Regions from separate parts of the Homo sapiens genome. Here region 1 is linked to region 2. A link is an interaction called in ENCODE POLR2A ChIA-PET data of the cell type or tissue named here. Cell type or tissue: OCI-LY7. All regions are shown on one strand. Links, peaks and the distances in the headings refer to the core of each region. The heading gives the core; the rest is flanking DNA.

What was found. Peaks named below come from ENCODE experiments on the same cell type or tissue, not always from the same donor. Only the 100,000 strongest peaks of a DNase experiment are listed, where the experiment ranks them.
Region 1: POLR2A ChIA-PET joins it to region 2 with 6 read pairs; 7 of 35 experiments call an interaction of 5 or more read pairs at or near these places.

What each region holds. Positions count from the first base shown.
Region 1 is chr5:140,358,768-140,364,080 of GRCh38, forward strand. It overlaps SLC4A9 (solute carrier family 4 member 9), which reads left to right and starts at 1,427. Exons shown (of 22, transcript NM_031467.3): 1 at 1,427-1,699; 2 at 2,045-2,205; 3 at 2,487-2,600; 4 at 3,041-3,096; 5 at 3,250-3,407; 6 at 3,678-3,765; 7 at 4,145-4,299; 8 at 4,672-4,788; 9 at 4,961-5,135; 10 at 5,287-5,313. The coding sequence starts at 1,470. RefSeq lists enhancers at 4,288-4,437, 4,308-4,853. In OCI-LY7, for the core only: CTCF peaks have their summits at 4,579 (motif pointing right) and 4,790; a DNase peak (open chromatin) is centred at 4,584; H3K4me3 peaks cover 311 bases.
Region 2 is chr5:140,267,837-140,273,212 of GRCh38, forward strand. The region is part of intron 3 of PFDN1 (prefoldin subunit 1); the gene reads right to left. Among named protein-coding and RNA genes, the nearest start is that of PFDN1, 33 kb to the right of the region's middle. In OCI-LY7, for the core only: no CTCF peak of the experiment used is centred there; no DNase peak of the experiment used is centred there; H3K4me3 peaks cover 263 bases; H3K27ac peaks cover 1,103 bases.

The sequences.
Region 1 (5,313 bases), core at 314-5,313, 91 kb after region 2:
GAGTATTGAACCGAAGAGTAATGTGGCTCAACTGCCTTTTGAAAGGACATGTATGGTGTGGAGGATGGACTTTGGGCAAGGGAGGAAGAGTGGAAGCAGGGGGGTTATTACAAGAGACCAGGAAGCTACTGAAATAATTCAGGTGAGAAATGATGGTTGTTTGAATCAGGGTAGCAGTGCTGGAGGTGGGGAGATGTGGTTGGATTATGGGTATATTTTGAAGATAGAGTCAACAGGATTTGCAAATAATGGACCACATTTTCCTTTGCTCATTTAGCTCCAGGAACTCCTTCACTTACACCCCCTAGTGGGCTCCTCCATCCTCACAGGGCAGATCCCAGGGACACAGCTAAATTAGGGAATTCCTAAGTGTTGTTGGACAAAAGAATTTAAGACTCGTTAGCTGGGCAGCCAGGCACAGTGGCTTACGCTTGTAATCCTAGCACTTTGGGAGGCTGAGGCGGATGGATCACCTGAGGTCAGGAGTTTTTGAGACCAGCCTGGCCAACATGGTGAAACCCTGTCTCTACTAAAAATATAAAAATCAGCCAGGCCTGGTGGCACATGTCTGTAATCTCAGCTACTTGGGAGGCTGAGGCAGGAGAATCACTTGAACCCAAGAGGTGAAGGTTGCAGTGAGCTGAGATCACACCACTGCACTCCAGCCTGGGCGACAGAGCGAGACTCCGTCTCAAAAATAAAATAAAATAAAATAAAAGACTTAGCTGGGCATGGTGGCGTGCACCTGTAGTCCCAACTACCTTGGAGGCTGAGGTGGGAGGATCACTTGAGCTAGGAGGTCAAAGGTGCAGTGAGCTATAACTGTGCCACTACACTCCAGACTGGGTGAGAGAGTGAGACCCTGTCTCAAAAAAAAAGAAAAGAAAAGAATTTAAGACTCAGACACTAGGTCTTCCACCATTATCCCATTTAATGGGCAGGTCCTCTGCCTGCTATCTCCCTTACCCTGTCTGGCTTCCATGGACTCAATTATTTATTAGGTCCCTGTTTGTCCAAATAGGTGTGTCTGTGGCCCCAGGGGTGTGTTGGTGACACCCAAAACAGTCCTGGGTGTTTGGTATTTATATTTGATACAAGTGAGGGGGGCAGCAAAATCTGGGGGTACCAAGTCCTCAGACCCAAGCCAATCATTTACTCCTGTTTCTTTACACAAAACACAGTGGGATCAGACCTGATACCACAGGAAATGCACATACACATTTTGGCCCCAGGTTGGGCATTTCTGGAGAGCCTGGGAAAGGCCAGACTAGTCTTACAAATACTCTTATGCCAGCAGGGGGTGGGGTAAGCAAGTAGGGGAGTAGGTGACCGGTAGAGTCTGGAGTCAGCAGGCCTTGTTCTGTTTGTGTTGTGCTGCAGTGGGGGATGCATTATAAATGCAACCAGCCAGAGGGCCCCTGGCTTCAGAACCTAGGACTGTACTGGTTCTGAGATTCTGTGCAAGCCTCATGGAAATGAAGCTGCCAGGCCAGGAAGGGTTTGAAGCCTCCAGTGCTCCTAGAAATATTCCTTCAGGGGAGCTGGACAGCAACCCTGACCCTGGCACCGGCCCCAGCCCTGATGGCCCCTCAGACACAGAGAGCAAGGAACTGGGAGTACCCAAAGACCCTCTGCTCTTCATTCAGCTGAATGAGCTGCTGGGCTGGCCCCAGGCGCTGGAGTGGAGAGAGACAGGCAGGTAAGTTGGATGCAGGCCAGTTCTGTGGGATCCTTCCCCTTCCCCAGCTGGAGCCTCCTATATGTCCCCCAGCGCTTCTTATGGGGCTGCCCAAAATTAGGATTTTCCCAGCTGTGTTCCCTTATTTCAGGGTCTTACCTTCCATGATGCCCAGCCTCCTCTGCAGTCTAGTTTTGAGATCCCCAAGACCCTAGATGAGGGGTGACTGCCAGGGTGGGGGGGAGACTTCACACCACTGGGCCCAGGATGCCCTCATTGCCTTGCCTTCCCTAGCTCCTCTGCATCTCTGCTCCTGGACATGGGAGAAATGCCCTCAATAACACTGTCTACCCACCTTCATCACAGGTGGGTACTGTTTGAGGAGAAGTTGGAGGTGGCTGCAGGCCGGTGGAGTGCCCCCCACGTGCCCACCCTGGCACTGCCCAGCCTCCAGAAGCTCCGCAGCCTGCTGGCCGAGGGCCTTGTACTGCTGGACTGCCCAGCTCAGAGCCTCCTGGAGCTCGTGGGTAGGCTGGGATCCTTTGCAGGAAGGGCCTGGGTAGCCATGCCTTTTCCCCAGGATTTCCCCTCCAAAGTCTTGAAATCTTCCAGAGCCCATCCCTACCCCTCCTAGGATTGTCTACCCTTGTCACAGGGTGGACATGGAAAAGCAGGGTGGAGGAGCAAGTTCATTGGCCCTGGCATTCTGAGACTCCCAGAAGGGAAAGGTGTCTGGGCAGAGGGAGAAGGGGAAGAGTGTGCGGCAGGGAACTCTCAGGAAGGAGATGACCCCCAATCCATTCTCCAGAGCAGGTGACCAGGGTGGAGTCGCTGAGCCCAGAGCTGAGAGGGCAGTTGCAGGCCTTGCTGCTGCAGAGACCCCAGCATTACAACCAGACCACAGGCACCAGGCCCTGCTGGGGTGAGAGCCCCTCCCTGGGCCCAGGACCAAGACCCTGGTGTGGCAGGGTCTCAGATCTCCCCTGCACCTTCCAGGGCTAGAAGTAGCCCAGGCTTAGTTCAGGCTCCAACCCAGGACTCATGAGCAAGAGGAAACTGGTGGTAATGTTGTGGGGAGAAGATTCAGGGGGCTAGAATCGTAAGAGAGTTCTGTGAAGACATGTACTTGGTAGGCACTAGGCCTACCATTTGATCTTCACAGTATCTCATTTGATCTTCACAACCACCCTGTAAATAGTACCACAATTATCCCCATTTTAGTGGTGAGAAAACTGTGGCTCAGAGTGGAGAAGGGTATACTCTAATTCTTACAGCTTGTCAGTGGCAAAAGTGATTAGGGAATCCTGGTGGATCCACCCCCAAAGCCTGTGGTCTTAATCACTGCATAATCCTGTTTTGTAGGCTCTACTCATCCAAGAAAGGCTTCTGACAATGAGGAAGCCCCCCTGAGGGAACAGGTTTGTGGCCCTTCCTTGGGGTCCCTTTCCAGTGGCTGGGAGAGGGGTTAGAAATTAACAAAAGTCTACTCTCCACTGGATTTCTCATCATTTGAGATCTTATCCTCCCCAAATAACCTTTCATATTCTGTGTCTCCTTGAACCCCCATCCAGTGTCAGAACCCCCTGAGACAGAAGCTACCTCCAGGAGCTGAGGCAGGGACTGTGCTGGCAGGGGAGCTGGGCTTCCTGGCACAGCCACTGGGAGCCTTTGTTCGACTGCGGAACCCTGTGGTACTGGGGTCCCTTACTGAGGTGTCCCTCCCAAGCAGGTGAGGCTACTGAGTGAGTGGGAGTCAGGGATCCCAGAACCTAGAAGGGTCTTTACTGAGGAGGGGAAGGAGGGTCTCAGTCTGATTCTCTGAGGCTGTGGGGAGGATGGTGCTCAGGGGTCTGGGGAGAGAGTAGTGGTCAGGGCTGCATGGTAGGTGTGCAAATGAGTGTGTTTATGGGAGCTGATAGGTCAGAGCTGAGCATCAGAGGCCAGGGCTGCCCTGTGGGAAAGCAGCCTGTGAATCTCTGGGGCCTGGTTCCTTCCTCAGGTTTTTCTGCCTTCTCCTGGGCCCCTGTATGCTGGGAAAGGGCTACCATGAGATGGGACGGGCAGCAGCTGTCCTCCTCAGTGACCCGGTGAGCTGAGCAGGTGTGTGTGTGTGCGCGCGCACGCGTGCATGCCTGTGTGTGTGTGCACACATGCATACATGCATGGGCTCATGTGAGTGTGTGTGTGTGGACTCTGTATGTGTCCCTAAATACAGCAATGAGGCACAGTGAGCACTGAGACTGAAGTTTCCTCGTCTCCTAGTGCAGCCCCATTACTGGATGAGTGCTGGCACACTGTAGGCACTCAATAGATACCCACTGAATGAATGAATTAATGCATGCATAAAGGAATGTGTGAATGACTTGTCTGCCTCTGTGACTTGTGTCTGTCTAGTTTTGAGACTATGAAAATGCATGTAAGAGACCAGGTTTGCACTTACCACCCATTCTGTGCCCCCATTCCCAGCAATTCCAGTGGTCAGTTCGTCGGGCCAGCAACCTTCATGACCTTCTGGCAGCCCTGGATGCATTCCTAGAGGAGGTGACAGTGCTTCCCCCAGGTCGGTGGGACCCAACAGCCCGGATTCCCCCGCCCAAATGTCTGCCATCTCAGCACAAAAGGTACCTGGGAGCCATCATCCCATACAGATTCCTGCCCATATAGGCCCTGGGTCTAATTCCATTGTTGAGGAGGGGTGGTGTCCCAGGAAAGAGATAGGGACCTATCTTTGGATTTGGAGTCAGGCAGACCTAACTCTGAGTTCTGCTGGACTACTCTCTCGCTAAGAGACCTGAACAAAGACCTTCCCTGCCCGAGCCTGGCTTTCACAGGTCGCAATATGACCTGGACCTTCTAGAGGCCCAGGTGTCGCCATGGTTCCCTCGCCGGCAGAGACAAGAGCAGCCGCTAGGGGGCAGGGCGCCACGAGCTCTGGACCGAGTCGCAGACTGGTTGGAGATCCTCAGCCAACCTGGGGTTCCCCTCCTCCTCAGGCTTCCCTCGCAACAGCGGGAGATCAGAGGTCCCGCCGTCCCGCGCCTGACCTCGGCTGAGGACAGGCACCGCCATGGGCCACACGCACACAGCCCGGAGTTGCAGCGGACCGGCAGGTGAGGCGAGCTGGGAGGAAACAAGGGTAGGTGACCTGGGGGAGGGGAGGAGTCACAGGGAAACTGAGGTGTGTGCTCACTGTGGGAGGGGCTCACCCGGTCACAGGGAAAGTAGCGGGGATGCGGGTGTGGAGTGTGAAAACCTGGATCACTGACGACCCTCGGGCGGGAGGCTGTTTGGGGGCCTTATCCAGGACGTGCGCAGGAAGGTCCCGTGGTACCCCAGCGATTTCTTGGACGCCCTGCATCTCCAGTGCTTCTCGGCCGTACTCTACATTTACCTGGCCACTGTCACTAATGCCATCACTTTTGGGGGTCTGCTGGGAGATGCCACTGATGGTGCCCAGGTGGGTAGGGCCCAGGGGGCAGGCACAAGCGTTGGTGTCCCCTAGTCCATCCCTTCCCCTGGGACTATGGGTAAGTTAAGGAGGCTCTCCCAAAGCTTCAAAGGACCCCGAGGACTTCAGGGTCCTGTGCTGAGCCCCTGTTGGCTTCCAGGGAGTGCTGGAAAGTTTCCTGGGCACA
Region 2 (5,376 bases), core at 191-5,190:
CTTTAGAGTTTCATATAAAAACAGACTATGTATAAAACATCAGTGGAAACTGATAACGTTTCCTGACCTGGAAGTATTGTTCCACCCCTACATGTGTTTTCTTAAAAACAAAAGCAGAGTCAAACGAACTAAATTGTTTTACACAAAGGTTAGGAATACAATGCATCTGTGTCCATTCTGGAAAAACTTCCTCACAAGATGACTATGTAACCAAAAGAATAGCTTCGTGAATAGTGATGGAATTCAAATATTTCGATTATGCTGGCAGCAGGTAAGAGACTGAAAGCAAGACAAAGTGAGCTGGGAGAAACCTCAAATTAGACATAATTAGCAAAACAGCATTGTCCCTAGTCATTCTATTTATAAATGAAGTAATATGCAAAAATCATTTGAAAAATGAATAAAACGGTAAGATAAAAATGGTAAAAGCCCTATGAAAATGGTGTAACTGTTTGCATCAGCAGATAAACTAAAATTCACAAAAAAAGTTATTAAAATAAATAAGATACAATTCATTAAAAAGTTCATAAACGGGATGGGCACAGTGGCTCACACCTGTAATCCCAGCACTTTGGGAGGCCAAGGTGGACCGCTTGAGGCCAGGAGTTCAAGATCAGCCTGGCCAACGTGGTGAAACCCCATCTCTACTAAAATACAAAAATTAGCCGGTTATGGTGGCGCACCCTGTAATCCCAGCTACTCGGGAGGCTGAGGCAGGAAATCTTTTGAATCTGGGAGTCAGAGGCTGCAGTGAGCCAAGAATGCACCACTGCACTCCAGCCTGGGTGACAGAGTAAGACTCCATCTCAACAACAACAACAAAAAAAAGTTCATAAATACTCAAGGAATCTAAACACAGGAACATGCATGCTACTATTCTAAGTATCATATATTTTATAAGACAGGATAAAGCACTATAAATGAATAAAGTGATGTCTTCCTGGGTATGTCAATTACATATGTGGAGTTAAACTATTCAGCTCTATCTGAAAATATATTTCTAAAACAAGGTGATGCCTAATGTAGTTTACCTTTAAGCCATTACATGGACATCTCTGTGATTTAAATGACTGCAAAGATATCAAAGGAGATGCCATCACCTTGAATTACATTTTAGATATAGGTAGACAACTAGCTTCATTTTAGCTTCAAAATAGGATTCCAATTAACTTTTTATTTTTTATGTATTTTTTGAGATGGGGGGCTCGCTCTGTCACCCAGGCTGGAGTACAGTGGTGCTATCAAGGCTCACTGCAGCCTCAATCACCTGGGCTCAAGCAATCCTCCCACCTCAGCCTCTGCAGTAGCTGGGACCACAGGCATGCACCACCATGCCCAGATAGTTTTTTAATTATTTGTAGAGATGAGGTCTCACTTTGTTGCCCAGGCTGGTCTCGAACTCCAGGGCTCAAAAGATCTGCCTGCCTCAGACTCCCAAAGTGCTGGGATTATAGGCATGAGCCACAGCACCCAGCCTTATAACTTTTTTTTTTTTTTTTGAGATGGAGCTTCGCTCTTATTGCCCAGGCTGGAGTGCAATGGCATGATCTCTGCTCACCGCAACCTCCATCTCCCGGGTTCAAGCGATTCTCCTGCCTCAGCCTCCCCAGTAGCTGGGATTACAGGCATGCGCCACCACGCCCGGCTAATTTTGTATTTTTAGTAGAGATGGGGGTCTCTCCATGTTGGTCAGGCTGGTCTCGAACTCCTGACCTCAGATCATCTGCCCGCCTTGGCCTCCCAAAATGCTGGGATTATAGGCGTGAGCCACCGTGACCCGCCTTTAACTTTTTAAATTAAGACAATGATCTGGACAAAGGAAATTGTTTTTGTTTTGTTTTGCTTTCCTCCATCTTTTCATTTTAAGGGGGCATTTTTGCTCCTAAAATGGAAACTCAGAAAAAGACCAAGGTTATAACAATAAACTTAATAGAAGTGACTGGAGTGACCCTAGAGATCTTCTAATCCAATATTCTCATTTTATGTGAGGAAACTGAGGCTTAGCGTACAGCAAGAGTTAGAATGAAGAACTCCTAAATTAACATAAGGCTTTTAAAATTAGGAATTTAGGGTAATGAACGCTCTGTTGTAAATCTAGTAGACTTGGAAATTTCTATTTATGGCTGAAATGTCAACCTTTCTTTGGATCTTTTTCTGAGCTGATGTGTAGCATGCTTATTAATAAAGGTGTGGCCTTCCCCACATGAAGTATTGAACTTGCTTTTTATGGCTAGTATCTATTACCTCAGGTTGGAGGACACCTGTGATGTAAGAACAGAAACTGATCAGAGTAAGAATCTAGGATAAGGATTCTTGGCAAGGAAGTATGTAATGACATGAAAGAAAATCCAAAGTCTAACTCATTAAAAGAAATCATTCTCTAGGCAGCCTGAAAATGATTTGAGGAATCCAGGCATGGGAGGGTGGAGACTAAGGACATATGGTTAGACAGAGAAGAGTATAGACCATATAAAGCATGTAACAATGAAGGCTGAGGTCAACAACTCCCTAAAGCATTCAAAGGGATAGTTGGGTATGGGGACAGATAAGTATTCCAAGGAGAGCAACAAGGCACCCAATGTATCCAAGAAGAAAATAATAACTGAAACAAGATGCAAAAAGCTGAACTCTGGGCTAATTGGAATGCAAATCCAATTATCTTAAGTCTCTTATCTTAATCATAAAATGAAGATGCGCCACCAGGAAACAGATCAAATCAAGGGTATATCAATGTGTGTGTTAAATATCTGTAATATATATTTCAAGATAAATAAGGAAGGCTATCCAATTAAAAGAACCAATCTATGGGCCAGGCACGATGGCTTATGCCTGTAATCCCAGCACTTTGGGAGGCCGAGGCGGGCGGATAACGGGGTCAGGAGATCAAGACCATCCTGGCTAACATGGTGAAACCCTGTCTCTTCTAAAAATACAAAAAAATTAGCCGGGCGTGGTGGCGGGCGCCTGTAGTCCCAGCTACTTGGGAGGCTGAGGTAGGAGAATGGTGTGAACCTGGGAGGTGGAGCTTGCAGTGAGCCAAGATTGCGCCACTGCACTCCAGCCTGGGTGACAGAGCAAGACTCCGTCTCAAAAAAAAAGAACCAATCTATTTGAACTGCTTACATCTAAGTTCTCATTGGATCTACAATACTTCTATGAAGGAAATAAAATGCATCACAGATGCTTTATATTTGGGCAAATTTTAGCACTTGGATCATAACATATACAATGAACAAGGCATTGACAATATTAATAAGAAAAAATGCTCAAACAGAAAAAGAGCATATATGGTGGGCTTTTTCAGACCTATACCAACTCTTCTCTGAAAGCCACAAAGGAGGATTCTGCAGCTACATTAAGCCCTAAGACATCAGGACATAGAGACTATATATATAGTTCATGATAAACTCTGGGGTTTCCAACCAGCAGGCTCTCTTAGACTGAAGTCCTAAATAACCGAAAACTATTTTAAAACAAACATACATTTTTATAAATGTTAAGAATGCAAATGAGCTCTATAAAGAGATAAGTACTCATGTTTGAAATCCCAATATATGCACAATAAGAGAAATCACTTCACCCAAGACTCTCCAAGTCAAAACAACGTAGGAAAGAGATTAATTTTACATCTTGCATTGATTTCTAAGATAAAAATTTTAAAAAGACATCCATAAGTGTCTAGCTATCTAGCTACTATGGAAAGTAGGAAATCATCAAGCTAATTTTAATCATCAGGAGTGTAAACGTTTTATACTTCTTCCCAGGATGCAAGCTCTCCTGGAGTGTGGGTGGAGGGTGGTTTCTGAAAATTATCTTAGCAAGATGCTAAGATAAACTGTAAAAATACTCCATGAGAATACCTTCACTTGTTAAGAATAAAAATGGACTGTCTAGATAGATAAATTGTGGTACTTCTATATGACGGGATACTATGCAGCAATGAAATGAACAACTCACAATCTCAAGAGATAACACAGATATACTTCACAAACACAACGTGGAGAGAAAGAAGTGAGGCAAAAAAATAGTGATTTTGTTCATGTAAAGTTCAGAAACAAGCTAAACTAAATTATATATATACACACACATATATATACATAAAATACATATATACATAATATATATATTTATATACATAAGATATATATTTATATACATAAGATATATTTATACACATAAAATATATTTGTTGTTGTCTTTTGAGATGGAGTCTCACTGTGACGCCCAGGCCGGAGTGCAATAGCGTAATCTTGGCTCACTGCAACCTCCACCACCAGGGTTCAAGCGATTCTCCTGCCCCAGCCTCCCGAGTAGCTGGGGCTACAGACGCGTGCCACCAGGCCCAGCTAATTTTTGTATTTTTAGTAGAGACAGGATTTCACCATATTGGCCAGGCTGGCCTTGAACTCCTGACCTCAGGTGATCTGCCCGCCTCAGCCTCCCAAAGTGCTGGGATTACAGGCGTGAGCCACCACGCCCAGCCTAAATTATATTATTTTAGAGATACATCCATAGGTGGTAAAACCATTTTTTTTTTTTTTTGAGACAGAGTCTTGCTCTGTCACCCAGGCTGGAGTGCAGTGGCATGATCTCGGCTCACTGCAACCTCCACCTCCCGGGTTCAAGCAATTCTCGGCCTCAGCCTCCCAAGTAGCTAGGATTACAGGCGCCCACCACCACGCCCGGCTAATTTTTGTAGTTTTAGTAGAGACGGGGTTTCACCATCTTGGCCAGGCTGGTCTTGAACTCCTGACCTCATGATCTACCCGCCTCAGCCTCCCAAAGTGCTGGGATTACAGGCATGAGCCACCATGCCCGGCTGTAAAACTGTATTTTTGAAAAAGGAAATAATTATCACAAAAGTTAGGGAAGTAGTTACTTGATGGGAGAGGCAGGCAGGGATGGCACATGATTAGGCAGTGATAAACAACAAGGAGGGTTCTGGTTTCCTGACAACATTTGATTTACTGGCCTGGATAACTGACGTGTTTGCTTTATAATGATTAAGCTATAAATGTTATTTAACACATTTCTTAAATGCTACATTTCAATAAAAAATTAATGACTAAATTTTTAATGGATTATAAACTTAGAGCTATGCAAGCAGATGAACTGCTGGGCATATGTCTTGTTTAATGTTTTAAAAACATTCTATCATTGGCTCTGCTATCCCCTGCCCTCCTTTCTTCATTGAAAAACAGAGGTAAGACCAAGTCTGGCCAATATGGTGAAACCCCATCTCTACTAATGATACAAAAATTAGCCGGGCATGGTGGCATGCACCTGTAGTCCCAGCTACTCAGGAGGTTGAGGCAGAAGAATCGCTTGAACCCAGGAGGCGGAGGTTGCAGTGAGCCGAGATCGTGCCACTGCACT